2 separate regions of the Homo sapiens genome follow, and region 2 is linked to region 1. Evidence: chromatin loops called from intact Hi-C (ENCODE). Cell type or tissue: heart left ventricle. All regions are shown on one strand.

Region 1 (8,000 bases):
CATGCCTCTGCTCGGAACCCTTTAGTGGCTTCCACTTCAGGGAAAAGCCAGCTGGTCCTCAAGGCCTCACTGAGCTGGACTCTCCTTGCTCATTCACAGGTCAGCTCTGTGAGGGACCTTTTTGTCTATTTTGTTCACCATTGTATCCCCTGGCTCATAGCAAGTGCTCAAAAAATGTTTGAATGAATCGAATCAATGACTGCAGGATGAATGGTGCTGTTTATTCTCCTCCACCATGGTGGCTCTTCTCTAGAAAAGTCTGAGATTCTCTGTGGGAAGCAGCCAAGGGCCATGCAGGGTTTGGAGCAGGGAAGAGACTGGTGACAAAGAGTTTTAGAGCAGTTGTTCTGGGGATAGTGTGGAGAATGGATTTGGGAGTGCACAGAGAGGATGCAGAGAAAACTAGGAGCAGGTTGACCAGTAGGAGGTCACTGTAGTTGTCAAGAAAAGAGCTAAAGATGACCTTGGAGTTTAAGGGACACCCGACATTTGGAACAGGCTCTACCCCACAGGCAGACTCAGTTACCATAAATAAATGTCAGTATCACCTTATCATTTCCCATATAAGCAAATTATTTTAATAATTATTTGAATAGAAAAGTGAAAATATTTTTGCATAAAACTCCATTTGGCTGAAAAAAATGTTTAAGTTGTCTGTCTCATTCAGACTATATCTCTTTGAGGAAAGTGACAGATTTTTGTTTTTCTTCAAGAAACATAGGAAAGTACTAATAAATGGCTCAACATATTTTTCTGTAATGCCATCTCTTGCCTCCAGAATGCAAACTTTACAGCTGTACAGTAAAATTTAATATTATCTTGGTGATAATCTAAGAAATAAAACTCTGTGGCCAACTGCCTTTGCAACCCCTAAACATAATTTTGTCTCTCTTTCTCTCAATATCTATCTATTTATGCATCCATCCATCCATCACGGTAATATCAATCATGGTTATAGCTCATCAGGTATGTTCCAGACACTATTCTAGTTCCAGTCACATATGTGACTTCATTTAATTCTTATAACAACCTATGAGGCAGGTTGACTGCTGTAAAAAACTCACCCTAACTTCTCAGTATCTTAACACAATAAAATTTATTTTTACTCAAGTAACAGTTCAGTGGAGGTGTTTGGAAGGCAGCCTTCCACATGGTGATTGAGAGGCCAAGGCTCCTCTTATCTGATGGCACCATCATCCCGCAGGGCCTCAGAGTCCTCTGAAGTAACCTCAGCCAGCAGATAGAATAAGAGAGAGTACGGAGGACCACCCAGAAAGTTTTGTTTATTATAAATTTAGAAGGTACAGGTGCAGTTTTGTTACATGGATATATTGCCTAGTGGAGTCTGGGTGTTTAGTGTAGCCATCACCTGAATAGTTTACATTGTACTCATTAAGAAATTTCTCATTCCTCACCCTCCTTCCACCCTCTCACCCTTCCAAGTCTCCAGTGTCTACTATTTCACGCTGTATGTCTGTACATTATTCAGCTCCCTCTTTTAAATGAGAACATGCAATATTTAAATTTTTGATTCTGGGTTATTTCACTTAAGACAATGGCCTCTAATTCCACCCATGTTTTTGCAAAAGACATGGTTTCATTATTTTTTATGGCTGCATAGTATTCCATGGTATGTATACTCCACATTTTCTTTGTCCAGCCATCCATTGATGAACACTTTGACTCATGACTTTCCTATGGTGCATAGTTCTGTGATAAACAAATTTTTTTGGTAAAATGATTTCTTTTGCCTTGGGTAGATACCCAGTAGTGAGATTACTGGATCAAATGGTAGATCTATTTTTCATTCCTTGAGACGTCTCCATACTGTTTTCCATGAGGTTATATTAATTTACATTCTCATCAACAGTGTTTAAGCATTTCCATTTCTCTGCATCCTCACCAACATTTGCTATATTTGACTTTTTAATAATAGCCATTCTGACTGGTGTAAGATGATATCTCACTGTGGTTTTCATTTGCCTTTCCCTTATGATTAGTGATGAACATTTTCAAATGCTTCTTGGCCATTTGTTTTGTCTTCTTTTGAAAAATGTCTGTTCATGTCCTTTGCCCAACCCAGAAAATTTTTATGGGCCAGATCTGGAAGTGACACATCATCCTCTGCCCACATTCTATTGGCTAGATAATTTAATCACACAGCAAGTCTAACTGCAAGGGAGGCTGGGCTAGAAAGAGCAGTCTGGCTGCCTGGCCAGGAATTGGTTTTAATTGGCACTTACCAATCTCTGCCAAAGGCCAAGTACTCAATTACACATGGGAACACCAAGGTATAGAAGTTTAAGAAACTTGCTCAAAGTTAAATTAGCAATAAATGATGGAGCTAAGATTCAAACCCAAGTTATTAGTCTTCAAACTGTGGGTTCCTTACATTACAACTATGTTGAAGATACACTAAGGTCAATTTGAGGTGACAACTACCCATCCACATAAATGAAAAAAGGGAAAAAAAGGTAACAATGACTTCCAGCAACTCCAGGGTGCTCCCATTTACTTGCTTACTCTCAATCTGCTGTTTCCCCTGAAATGTTCAGCCAAGAAGGCCAGTAGCTCAGCGACTCCCACCCTAAGTGCTTGAGAATTTGAGAGGCAGCTTCAGGGATCCTCCAACTGCAAATACTTGTCTCTAGAGCATGTTGTCCTCTTAACAGGAAGCCGACTTGATAGGTAGGTAGGGTCATGGGGTGGGAGTAGGCTAATTGGAAGGAGGGAAGGGGCTGGTGGCACAAAGGTTTTCAAAGTGGTCCTTCTTGACACATTTAATTTCTGTCTAGGGGGCTATGTTCAGAATGTCACAGCAGATTGCTTATTGTAGGTTCTCTCATGGGGCCAGGGCAGCAGAAAGAGGCCTAATGACTTTGCTTTCTCTCTCTTCTCTGTTATCCACTGGTGGTGTGGCTTTGAACAAATCACTGAATCATGCTCTGTGGGCAAAATGAGGAGTTTAGGTGTCACAACATAGAGAGAGGATCTTAGAACCAAGAGTATCTGATTAAAACTATGTGCCCTCTTTGCACAAAATGCACATACCCACCTAATTTTGCAGTTTACAAACTTCCTGATGAGTATCCGGGAACCTCCCATTAAGAAGAGGTGGATTCTAGGCACTTTTCAGCTCTAATGCTCTTGCTTTCCAAAAGCAAAACAGAACCGCTCCCCTTGACTCTGCTGCCTCCTATGGAAGGAAACCTTCCAGGCACCCTCTTGGTTCCTGTGTCAGCCCCCCTGTGTGGTTTGCTTGGTGGTAAAGCACAGCCCCTCCCCTGAACCCAGGGCCCCTGGGATCCCATAGTCACCTGGAACCATGCCGTGAAAATCAGCTGGCAGCCGGCCTTCTCTGCAGAGGCTTGTGAAAGGGTGAGTCACAGCAGATCGCTCCTCTGATTCACAGGTAGCATTTATTTGACAAAGGAGGTTTAAGGGGACTTGCTTCCCTTTGTATCATCTAATCTTTAAAAATCACTTGCTTCTTAACTGTCAGCCGAGAGTTTCTGTAGGCAGCAGTCTTTCAGCTGCTCCCTGGGGAGGGAGGAGAGTGCTGGCTGCCAGAGTCCTGCAGCTGTCCTGGGCACAGGAAGTCCACAGCTTCTTGTAAAAGGTAAGGGGAACTATAAATACTGTAAGAAGCCAGGAGCTTCCAAGTTCAAAGGAAGTCCGGATGTTGTCAAGGTCAGGCTTAGAGGAAAGGGGGTCCAGAGGGAACGTTCCTACTTCCTTCTGAACCTTCAGTAACCTCCATGAATCTCCAGGGAAAAGCCAAATCTCGTGACTTGACATGAAAAGCATGTCAAGTCCTCTACACTCAGGCTTCAATCTGCCTTTCCAGCCCCACAAACTTGTGGCTCTGGGAGCCCCCTCAGTGACACCAGATGCAACTCTAGCTTTTCCAGGCACACACTCTCATAGTGCTGCCCTTTCGTCAGAGACCGCCCTTTTCCTCTTTTCCATCCATCTCCATCCGGTCCTTTCTTCAGGCCTGGCTGTAATCCCATGTCCACCTGGAAACTTTTCTAGATCATTATTCATATTAATAAACCTAGTTTTAGACAGGCGCTGTGGCTCACGCCTGTAATCCCAGCATTTTGGGAGGCTGAGGTGGGTGGATTGCCCGAGCTCAGGAGTTTGAGACCACCCTGGGCAACATGGTGAAACCCCGTCTCTATTAAAATACAAAAAATTAGCCAGATTTGGAGGCACGTGCCTGTAGTCCCAGCTACTTGGGAAGCTGAGGCATGAGAATGCTTGAGCTCAGTATGCAGGGGTTGCAGTGAGCCAAGATTGCACCACTGCACACCAGCTTGGGCTACAGAGTAAGATTCCATCTCAAAAAAAAAAAAAAAAAAACTAGTTCCTCTTTATTATGTGTCTACCACATGCCAGGTGCTTCACAAGCCTTGTCACATTCAATTTTCTCAACAAGCTTGCAAGGCAAGTATTATCACTCCTATTTTATAAGTGAGGCGATTGTGTTTGAAAGGGTTAATTAAATCTCCTGAGGTCATGTAGCTAGTAAATGGCAGAAGAGCAACTCTTGTCTAATTGACTTCAAAGATACTGTGTAATGCTGCTGCACTCATGCACCCACCCACCCATTCATCAACCGGCCATTCGGCCCCATCTGGCTGCCATCCTTCCATCCTTCCACCCACCCATCCATCCATCCATCCATCCATCCATCCATCCATCCATCCAGGCATCCACCCACCCACCCACCCACCTATCCACCCACCTGTTCATGCTACCATCCTTTCAACTGGCTATCTATCCATTTACTTGCCCATCCCCAAAAACCTACATGCAGCAAGACAGCTCTCTCCCACCTTCAAAGTCCTGTGACACTGTGTTTGCAGCACCACCCCCCGATGTTGGCCCAGTGAAATACTTCTCCTTTTCTAGTTTAGGCACTGCCTCAGCCTCTCGAGTAGCTGGGACTACAGGCACTGGCCACCATGCCTGGCTAATTTTTTGTATTTTTAGTAGAGATGGGGTTTCACCGTGTTGGCCAGGATGGTCTCGATCTCCTGACCTCGTGATCCACCTGCCTCGGCCTTCCAAAGGGCCGGGATTACAGGTGTGAGCCACCGTGCCCGGCTGGTACTACTTCTTTAACTAGACTGGAAGCTCTAAGAACTGGGATCTGGTGTCCCTCACAAAGCCTAGCCCAGCACTTTGGCGACATTGAATACTCACTGACAACTGGCTAATGACTGAGCACTCACCCTGCTTTTATGGGCAGCCACGTCCCAGGAGCAAGAGGCAAGGTGGCTAGGCTTAAACGAGGCCATTCAAGAAATGTCAGCAGATGAAGGGTCTTTTGCCAAAGTCCTGAGCCAGTGCCTCCTGGAACCCAAAGAAACCCTAATTTCAAACTCTTTCAAAACCTTTTGACAGGGACACACTGCTGTCAAGAAAATCCTGTAATGAGCATGGAGCTTTAGCCTTGAGATTGTAATCACAGGAAATGTAGTGTTCAGTTTCCTAAGAAACCATTATTCTTTTTCTTTCCATTCTGCCTGCCTACCCCTGTGTATTACAATGGAAGCCTCTGGTGAGTGGAATACAAATCCAAAATACTCTTCAATAGCAGCCAAAGTGGTATTTCTAAAAAGTTCCTAAAGACCCCAGTGCTATGTGGCACAAAGAAAAGGAATGATAAAAGCAGCAGTTGTCTGAAACTGAATCTGTTCCTGTTCACATATATGAACAGACAAGCAGTTGTATTTACAGTCATCTCTACACACACACACACAGTGTACGTCTGTGTGTGCATGCAATGCCGTGGTCCCCACCCAAACACCTGCCCATCCAGATTGAGTTCTTTTTCTAGTCCTGCTCACACTTTGTGCATTATTTTTGCCACACTGTACTATGATCTTTTGTTTACCTGAATACTTCCTCCACTAGACAGAGAACTTCTTGAGAGGAATAACTATGTCATCATCATCGTCATCATTGTCATTGTAGTAATAGTTAACTTGTGTCACTGCTAACTATTGACATGGTTATCTTTTCTATGTACATTGTTGGACTTCATCCTGCCAAAACAACGCTGTGCTCTTACAGTTCTTGGGTGCCATTTTGTTCTCTGAAGTCCTTTGCATATTTCAGCAAGGTCTATCTTACTTTTATTTAATTTTTTAAAAGTTTAATTTTAAAAAGAAAAAGAAGCAACTATTTGGGAGAAATGTTAGGCTATCCCTACTTTTTCCCTTTATTGAATTTGTCATCCTAGAGACACTTTTGAATTGGATTGTAAAAACTACCAATGCCATGTCAAAATAATAGCTAGAGTGGGTAGGGAGATAAAAAGACCTAGATCTGAAATGGCTTCTAACATTTCAAATGGCTATGTGATTTTGGGCCAGTCCCTGCACCACTCTGAGCCTCAGTTTTAACTCATGTGAAGCAGTTTCTTTTGGTGGATATTGGGAGAACTAGGGAGGACCTAGGCCCAATGCTTAGCATGGCGTGTGGCACCAATAATAAGCAATAATAAATTGTGGTTATTGTTACCATTATTTTCATGGTCAACATTCACCCTTTGATACTGGAGAGTAACATAAGCTGGGATTTAGTATGAATGTATATCATGGCAGTTTTTAATTATCTAAAAATTATTAGCCAATGCTCCCCAAGGCAGAGAACTACTTTTCTTCTCATAAATTCAGAAAGTGCTTAGTATCAGAACATGAACCTGCTCTCCAAGAGATATAAGGATACTCAAGCATGTTGTCACTGGAGGCCTTAGGAGCTTTGTAGGCGGAGGAAAGCAGAAGTAGACAGTCTTGGAAATGTCTCTTTGGTATGTCAACAGTGAGAAGAAACTGTGAGAAGATTTGGGAATGTCCATAACAAAGGTTTCTGATGGGCAATTGGGTGGATTGCCCAGTGTTTCACCAGCCCAGCATACACTGGTAGCCTGAAGAAGCAAGGTGAGGATGAGGCTAGCCATAGCCTAAGATCTGAGGTTGGGCTCCAGGGCTCCTGCCAAGTGCCTTGGGTAGTCACAAGATGGCTATTGGCCTGAGAGATAAGAGGCTGACACAATAATTTTTAATCTCTCACTGCCTTCTCAATACTGGACTTATGGAACAAAGAGATGGTAGTAAAGACCCAGTCTCCAAGATTCTTTACTAGGAGACTCAATTGGAAGAAGCCCAGGGGTATCTCCTGGGATTCTGGGTAACCCTTGCTCTAATGCTGTCAGTCACCATAGCCTTTGTCTTAGCCTGCACAGTTTCTCTACCCCTACCTTAGTGTGAACAAGTTCATTCAGGTTGTTTTGTATGCCTGGGAAGGATGAAGAAGTTTTTATTGAGGGTGAAAAACTGGAAAGGCAATTTGAAGCCAAAGCCATTGAGTGGCCAAAAATCTCAACAAGATTAGTACACAGGGCTTCCAGGAGGATGGAGGATAAGTTCAACTCTGACCTGGTTCCCTGGTGACCAACAAAGAAACTTGAAGGGGGAGTTCTGGAGATGGCAACCACCAGAGGCACCTCTGGACCATTCCCAATGTTTTGAATTTAGAGAACATACTTGGATGCTCCTCATAATTTGGTGGCCTAAGATGCATGGTGGCCTAAGATGCATGGTGGCCTAAGATGCATGGTTGCCAGGCATTGTAGGGGAATTATGAGCAGCACATGTTTCTCCAAATGCAAAACCATGAAGAGCATTTCTTCTCAACTGATTCATCCCCACCCGCATCCTCCTGTCTTATATCTCCCCCATCTAGCTATTATTTTGACACTGTATTGCCAATCTTTACACTTCAGTTCAAAAAGCATACCCCCTTTATTTCTCAGAGATGACAAGTTCTTTTGCATAAAAGTGGATAAATAGGATTGGCTAATATTTCTACCAAATATCTTTTTTTTAAAAAATGTGCTTTTTATCTTGGAATAAGACATTCCAAATTGTTCTGATTATTCTGTTCAAAATGTTTGAACACTCAAAACGTTTTTCAGGAGACCTTCA
Region 2 (8,000 bases), 210 kb before region 1:
TAATTTATAAAGCTTCAAGTGAGTCTTTGCTTTCCATCTATACCTAAAAATCCATTTTCTTGGTGTTTAGTGAAAACTGTTAGGCTCTATTGCTTCATGCCATCAAGATGGTTAGACTATATTATTTTTTAAGAGATTCCTCAGTGAATATCCAATTATAGTAACATCAACATTAAAACTCCTCCAAAGATCCAAAGTTTTAAATCTAAAAATTCTAAATTAACAGCTAAATATAGTTTTTTATATAACTTCTTACATTAGTAACCAGCTTTGAAAATTTCACACTCATGTTTCAATGACAGAAAATCCTATCTTATAAATCTTTTAAGGTAGTATTACACTTCTTTCACAGGTAATAGATGATTCTTCTTAGAGGCCTACTATCTTATTTTTCTCTTTCCTTAAATAACACAGAGATGATCAGGATATTCTTTTACATCATCCTCTGAGTGAGAGAGAATACTAACGTGTTAGAGGTCCAAACAAAACCACATCCAATGCCTTGAGCTGAAGTTTTTGTCTGTGACTCCGGTCACTGATTTTCAACTGGGAGATCATAAATGAAGGTTCGTGCACTGCTATCCTGTTTATTTGAAAAACACACACACATATATATATATATTAAATGAAAATATTTCTAGTATACAAATTTAAATATTTGAGCAACACATTTAACACTTTACATATTATTGATGATCACTGTTGGAGCTCATCCATGTGTGATTTAATAATTTGTTACATGTTTCAAAAACCTCTTCAGTGCAAACTTAGCTGTAGAAAGACTCCTGTATGTTAATAATTTAGTAGCTACATTGAAAAAGTTTTGGTTTTCTAAGGTTACTTTCTGTTATGACTTACTATGATTTAGAAATTTATAAAGTTGAAAAAAAAATTTTTTTTTTTGAGACAGAGTCTCATTCTGTCACCCAGGCTGGAGTGCAGTGGTTCGATCTCGGCTCTCTGCAACCTCCGCCTCCCGGGTTCAAGCAATTCTCCTGCCTCAGCCTCCCAAGTAGCTGGGACTACAGGCACGTGCCACCACGCCTGGGTAATTTTTTGTATTTTTAGTAGAGATGGGGTTTCACCATGTTGGCCAGGATGGTCTCGATCTCCTGACCTCGTGATCCGCCCGCCTCAGCCTCCCAAAGTGCTGAGATTACAGGCATGAACCACCGCTCCCAGCCTAAAGTTGAAAATATTTTATAGTCATTAATTACTTCTGTCACTTATTATCCTTTCACAAAGGATAATAAAACCATAAGTAACTTAATTTAACATCTATAGCAGACTTTAAAAAACAATTAAGTTTTCAATTTAGATCATATTGATTTTCTTTAAAAGTATCAAAAAATCTATACTTTTAACATTCTAATGTTTAACTGTTTAAAAATTGAACAAAGTACATTGAAGTCACAAGTGGGAAATAAAAAGCCTTCATGGATTGAGGTAGGTAGGTAGAGGAATTTATATAATAATAAGTACTAAACCATTTTATTAGCTATGAAGAAAGCACGTAGGAGGCACAGGTAAAATAAGGAAATAAAATCACTTTATTATGGACTGTAAATACAAGCAACCCAGTACTCAACTAAGATTTCTTAACAACCAAGTATGATGCTAGTAAAGATTTCATTACACAAAGTCTAATAATAATAACAATGACAATAAACACAGGCATATAATATATGCTGGGTCCTGTACCAATGGCTTAATACTCAAGAAAACCTTATAATAGTATTTCCATTTTATAGGTGAAGATACTTGTGAGAGGTTGAGTAACTTGCCTAAGGTTACATAATTAGTAATAGGTAAGGCAAGGATTCAAACCCAAATATGTACGATTCCAAAGACTACTTTGAAACACTACATTTTGTATAGAAAGATATCAGTACTCTCTAAGTATGGAAAAATTACAGGAACTCCTATGAGGCTTCTATAAAACCTTAAAGAGCAAAGAACTGTAACATTCCCTCTCTGAAATGCCTTCCTTTATCTTCTCCACAGGTACTTTCGTATAATGCTTCCCTTACACCTTTAACATGACACTTATCAAATTGCATGAAGGCAAAGACTATGTCGTATCTCTGTATCCCCAAAGCCTAATGTAGTACTTGCCAAAAGTAGAAGCTTGATAAATGTTTGTATAATAGCTGAATGAATGTATGTAGGTATGGATGCATGAATTAATAGCAAACTATCAATAGACTAAGAAAGACAATGAGATGTAGTAAAAAAGAAAATACATAACAAAATTTTATGCGAGATTCAATATGAGTCCAGAGGTAAAAATGATTCCACCTGAGTGGGTGAGGGTGTCAGGGAAGGCCACATAGGCCTGAAAGAAATGAGGTGGTATGTGTCAGGTGAAGACAGCCTTAGTATAATGTTTGGCAGTAAGAATTACAGAGTATAGAAAACACAGCGAAAGGTTTAAGATAACCACTACAGCCAACATAAAACATAGTTTTGGCTACCTTTAGCAAATGTAAAGGGTTTTAATGTCACAGAAAAGAAACATCATAATGGACTGTTGTAGGCCAACTATCTATAGAATATGTAATACATTTTCTTATACATTCTTGTAACTAGTTCTTATGTCTACAGATACCATACAAAGAGCTCTGGAACTTACATAATAATTGAAATTAATTGATATTGCCCCTTTAAGTTGACTCATCTAATTTCCATTACTATATAATAGGGGCTTAAGGAAGAGTTTACTGTTCTCCTTTCTCCTCCACTAAAAAAGGTTCCAATGGGCTGACCTGAAAACTGAAGTTATAATGTTTTTCTATAGTAACATGTTCACTATTTAAGGAGTTGATCTTGACAAGTGTGTGATGTCACAATTTTACCAGAATTGGAAGCATCTCTGATCATCTTTACTTAACCAAAGGAAATGAGTAGCTATAACACTGACTGTCAAAACTCAGATTAGCCTATTTTATTTCATGTTGTTGTTAAACAAACAAGTTTCTCAAAAGGCAACAAGAAAATTCCTATTGTTCCTCATACCCAGGGCAACATATATAAATAAATAAATTCTAATCTCATTTTAATGTTTGACTCTGTTTTAATTTAAGAACTTGTTTTAATTAAAATAACTATATTTTATTTGATTTTTGTCTTCTTTCAAGCATCTAGTTGTACCATGAACATAAAAGATATTCAGTAAGTACTTATCAAATTGACTCTTATCCCTATAATTTCATCATTCTAGTCATGTGTATAATAAAATCAGAAATACTAATGTTGATGTTCAGAATACATTTAAAACAGATTTGAAAACTTTCAACTTGATCAAAATACAAACCTCAAAGCAACAAAGGATACTTATCTAAATAGGGCATGTAAGGAAGTTGACTAGGGACACAATGTATATATTTCATTACATATAATGATTAGATTGTAATAACTGATTAGAGTCTTTTTGGATGTAGGAAATCATCCAGGGAAAAATAAAACTTAAGAAGCAATCTTGTAAGGGTAAAAAATTCTGGTAGAATCATTGCAAATTTTGACATTTAAATCCTTCAAGATTATTAAGTTAATTAAATTAATTAAAAATTATAATTTCTAAATTATATCATTTGGTACTTGCAAATGATACAATTTAGATATAATTTAGAAAATAAAATTTAGAGAACAACTGGATTCAGACACCTAAGGGATAAACTGGCAACCTGGACTTTGCTATCAAATCTATCTGGGTTTAAATGCTGCCTTGGGCAAAATGTTTAACTTGTCTCTGACTTGGTTTTTTTAACCTGTAAAATGGGAAGGACAATATATACCTCATTTTAATCATGAGGGTTAAATGAGATAATATAAAGTACTTCTATGTAGCATACATTTTAAAATGGTTGCTATTTTTTATTAATTTCATTTTTAAAATTCAGGTATAACGTATAGACGCCATAATTCGATGGTTATTGTCATTTAAAATGTCACAAGAAAGAGACGCACATTAATTCATTCAAGTAGATGTGTTCATAAAAATGAATCAGTATCAAATAAAAAAGTTTTTCTTAGATTGGCCAAAAGTTGACCCTTGATGTTATTTACAAATGATATAGTTGACCCATCTTCTGAAACTCAAAATCATGTTCCTTGGAAATAATTTTTCCAAGAGCCTGATTATTTAGACAAGAAAAATTGATTAAAACTTGAAAATGCATAATTTAGAAAGATTAAAGAATGGATATATTTATATTTCCTTTGTGCCCTCAGCCACGGAAGTAACTTGTAGATTCAGTATGGGGAAATGACATCTAGCATATAATTCTCCCTGAGTGGAAAATACATTTGCATAACAAAGACTCACCTGGGAAGTGTCGTTCCTTTGACATTGTTGTCTCTAAAATTCTTCTCATATTGGGGTAGTTCAACAAACTCTATCAACCACTGAAGAGTGTCTTCAAGGGTCCAATTATGAACTGCAGGAGATAAAAGGGGAATGCATATTTTAAACACACCTGCTTTCAGAAATACATATTCTATAATTTCAGAGAATATAAAGATATTAGATTGCATTTTCAATTTAATCAACATTAAGTACCAAAACTGTATCTAGCACTCTATGAGAAGAAGAAAGCCTTACAATCAAAAACAGAAGTGATAGTAAAAGCAATTAGGACAAAGATTAGCATGATTAATTCGAAAATAAACACCTATACAAGTTTGTAAGAATGAAATAATCTATCATTTTTCTGGTTGTAGAAAATTACCAGATACATACTTGTTCATTCTTTCATCTAGCCATCCACCCATATAGTATTGTAATACCGAAAACATTCTGAATACCAGATTTCATTCTAAGCACTGGGCATATGGCAGTGAATAAAACGGATAAAGTCCTTGTATGGAACTTAAATTCCTTTGGGTTTGGGGAGGGGCACTTTATGAAAGAAGGAAGAAGAGGAAGGGAAATTTCAGATAGTGATTAACTTAAGAAAAGCAGGAAAGATGTCAGGGTAAGCCTCTCTAAGGAGCTGACATCTGAGACCTAAAAATTGCAAGGAGTCCCATTGTGAAGACATGGGTGAAAAATATCCCAAAGAGAGGAAAAGGCTGTAAAAAAAAGCCTTCAGATGGAATGAACTAGCAGTGTTTGAGAGACTGGCAGAAAGTCAGAGAGGAGCTAGGTCATGAAAGGCTTTCAAGAACTCTGGACAGTTTTCTAATTTCAATAAAAAGAAGGGGAATAATCTTTTTTTAGAATGTTGTTCTTCAATGTGGAGAATAGATTGTTCATGATAAGACTAAAAATGGTCCAGTCTTATCATGAAATACGGAGAAATAAGAAGACCATTCCTTATATAATTGCCTAGACAGGAAAGGGTCATCATCTTAGACTATGATAGTAGTAGATAAGATGACAACAAGGAGTCAGATTCAGGATATATTCTGGGGATAATGCTATTAAGATGCGCTGATGAAATGGACAGGGGCTGGTAGCTAAACAAAAGCCAAAAGTACAGAGGGTGCTACCATTAACTGAGATAGAAAAGAATGGGGAGGAAAAGATTGGGGAAACGAGCAGGGGCCGGTGACAGAGATCAAAAGTTGTTTTAAGACACGTTATGTTTGAAGTATGCATTTGACATTTAAGTGTAGATAATAGAGCAGCAGTCAGATCTGCAAGTCTGGAGCTTAGGAAAAAGTGAGGTTAGGAACAGAGGTATTGGTGGGAAGTCACCAACATACAGATGATCTTTAGACTAAATGACATCAACCAGAAAAGACAGCTATTAATAGATTCTAGAAGACTGGACCTAAATCAAGAATAAAATAACTAGCATCTCTTCTCCTGGATATTTATTTTAAATTAAGTCCTTTGTATGCATTTTCTTAAGTCTTAAAAAAAACTTACGAGGTTCTAACATAATTATCTTTATTTTGGAAGTTAAAAACTAAAAAGCTAATGGAACCAACAAAGTAAGCAGCAGGACTGGATTTGAACTCAGGCAAACTGTTCACAGAACAAAACTTTATACTACTCTGAAAGTAGTAATACTAAATAACAGTAAAGATATAAACAAGCAGTTAAGCGCTGGACGCAGTTCAGAGGTTTCTGCTTATGAAGAGTAATGATGAGTTTATGCAAAGGGAAGGATGTAAGTGTGCTTACAAATGAATAGTTCTATACTGTCTGCATTTAATTTGAGGGTTAATGCTTATAGACTACAGAAGAGATCAAGGGAGAGTGAAGAAAACGTGAGCAATAAAAGCAGATCTGGGAATCCATCTGTATATAAATAAATCTGAAAAAAATCTTTCTGATAAGCTACATAAAAATATGAATTCATACTTGCAAGCAAAGCTAGGTTTCCATCAATCTGCCTTTTTTATTAAGTGTTCTTTAGAGAAAAAGCTTAAATAAACCACAAACAAAAACCAAAAACATTTAAAACTAGATGTGGTAACTGATAGTTTTATATTGAAACAAAGCCTTGACTGTTCTCCCCTTCATGTGTTCCTACCATAAAACCTGGACATGGGCCTGAGGCTGCTGTATCCATTTAACCAAGTAACAGGATGTCAGCTGAAGGTTCAGGCCCTGGGTGTTTTCCACTGAATTTAGTGCATTCAAAGTAGACTTTTTACTCTTAAGTTTCTTCCTATTCAAGATGAACTGCATTGAGAATTGCCCTGTCCTCACTGCCAAAAAACTCATGGTGCAGCTGTACCTCACACGCCCACACAAAATCCCCAGCCAAGAAAACAAGATAAGATTCTCTCTATGACTGTTCAACAGTGAAAATTCCTGATCTAAACACTTCAGCACATCAAAGTCATCCCACAATTTCCAGTAAGTCAGTACAGAAAGGAAGAAAAATCAAATGAAAAAGAACATATTAAAACTGCCCAAATCTTAGTAATACTCTGCTTAGCAAATTGAAAATTGTAGTGGTCTTGACAACGAATCTTTAAAACAACAGATCTAACAGAACCATTTATTTTGGGGGGAGATTCACTTCTCCTTTTGCTGTGGTTTCCTTGGTGATACTTAGTAAACACCTTCACTTCTCTTCTCATGACCAGGACTTGCATTTTTTATTAGCATTCTCTGTTCCAAATACTCTAGTTGTCTTTCATTTCTTAGGACAGATCATACTATGTCCTTCTTCAGGGCCTCTGTACGTGCTGTTTGCTGAGTATAAGCTCCTTTTTGCTATCCCTCCACCTTTTTGTTTCATTAAACCTTCATATCTCAGCTAAAACTTTAATTCTTCAAGTGAACCTTTCTGAACATTACTATATAACCTTTTTTTTCCTTTTTTTGTAGAGATAGGGTCTTGCTATGTTGCATAGGCTGATCTCTTGAACTCCTCTGCCTCTCAAAGTGCTGAGATTACAGGTATGAGACACCACACCCAGCCCCTGATTATTAATCCCTTAGTAGCTTTTATGCATAGCATTTAAATAACTATAACTACTTATCTGTATGATTGTTACTTCAACAACTGTTTATTTCAGTAAAGTATAAGTCTTCTGCTCATCACTCTAACCCTAGCACTTGGTATAAAGGCACTCAACAAATTATTTGTTGGATGCTGTTGAATGACGTAGAACATGTTTAATTAATAAGTCTTATGAAAATCTAATTTTACATTTTAATGGTGAGACAAGGATTTGTATGTATAAGAAATTCTTTTTTAACATTTTCTAAATTTCAATAGCTTTTGGGGTACAAGCGATTTTTCATTACATAAGAAATTCTTGATGGTAAAAGAATTACTCATTTAAGAATTATCTGGTTCCTTATTACCTGCCTCTCACTGATCTTTTATAGATGCTGTTGCTAAACAACACTTCCATCAGAGGGCAAGCAGAGAGAGATACACCATTCCTTTTAAAGGTATCTTTCCCAATCTGCAGAGCTACAGAAATGCCAGCTTCTAAAATGTTAACTTATATTGTTTCTGCTTGAAGTTGTGGCCAGTGCTACAGGTCAGTGTCTCAAAGGGATTTTTGGCAATTTATTCTAAGACTAATGA

The links. Hi-C counts contacts between places; a loop is a spot of excess contacts. Peaks named below come from ENCODE experiments on the same cell type or tissue, not always from the same donor. Only the 100,000 strongest peaks of a DNase experiment are listed, where the experiment ranks them.
Region 2: a loop joins it to region 1, with 2.8 times the contacts of the local background. A loop is called at or near these places in 22 of 110 quality-filtered maps.

What each region holds. Positions count from the first base shown.
Region 1 is chr4:26,783,467-26,791,466 of GRCh38, reverse strand. It overlaps a transcript of TBC1D19 not described here. Among named protein-coding and RNA genes, the nearest start is that of STIM2-AS1, 73 kb to the left of the region's middle. RefSeq lists an enhancer at 3,501-3,620. In heart left ventricle, a CTCF peak has its summit at 3,196; DNase peaks (open chromatin) are centred at 3,286 and 3,556; H3K27ac peaks cover 1,201 bases.
Region 2 is chr4:26,991,815-26,999,814 of GRCh38, reverse strand. It overlaps STIM2 (stromal interaction molecule 2), which reads right to left. Exons shown (of 12, transcript NM_020860.4): 4 at 4,325-4,436; 5 at 468-583. Among named protein-coding and RNA genes, the nearest start is that of STIM2, 130 kb to the right of the region's middle. In heart left ventricle, no CTCF peak of the experiment used is centred here; no DNase peak of the experiment used is centred here; H3K27ac peaks cover 2,088 bases.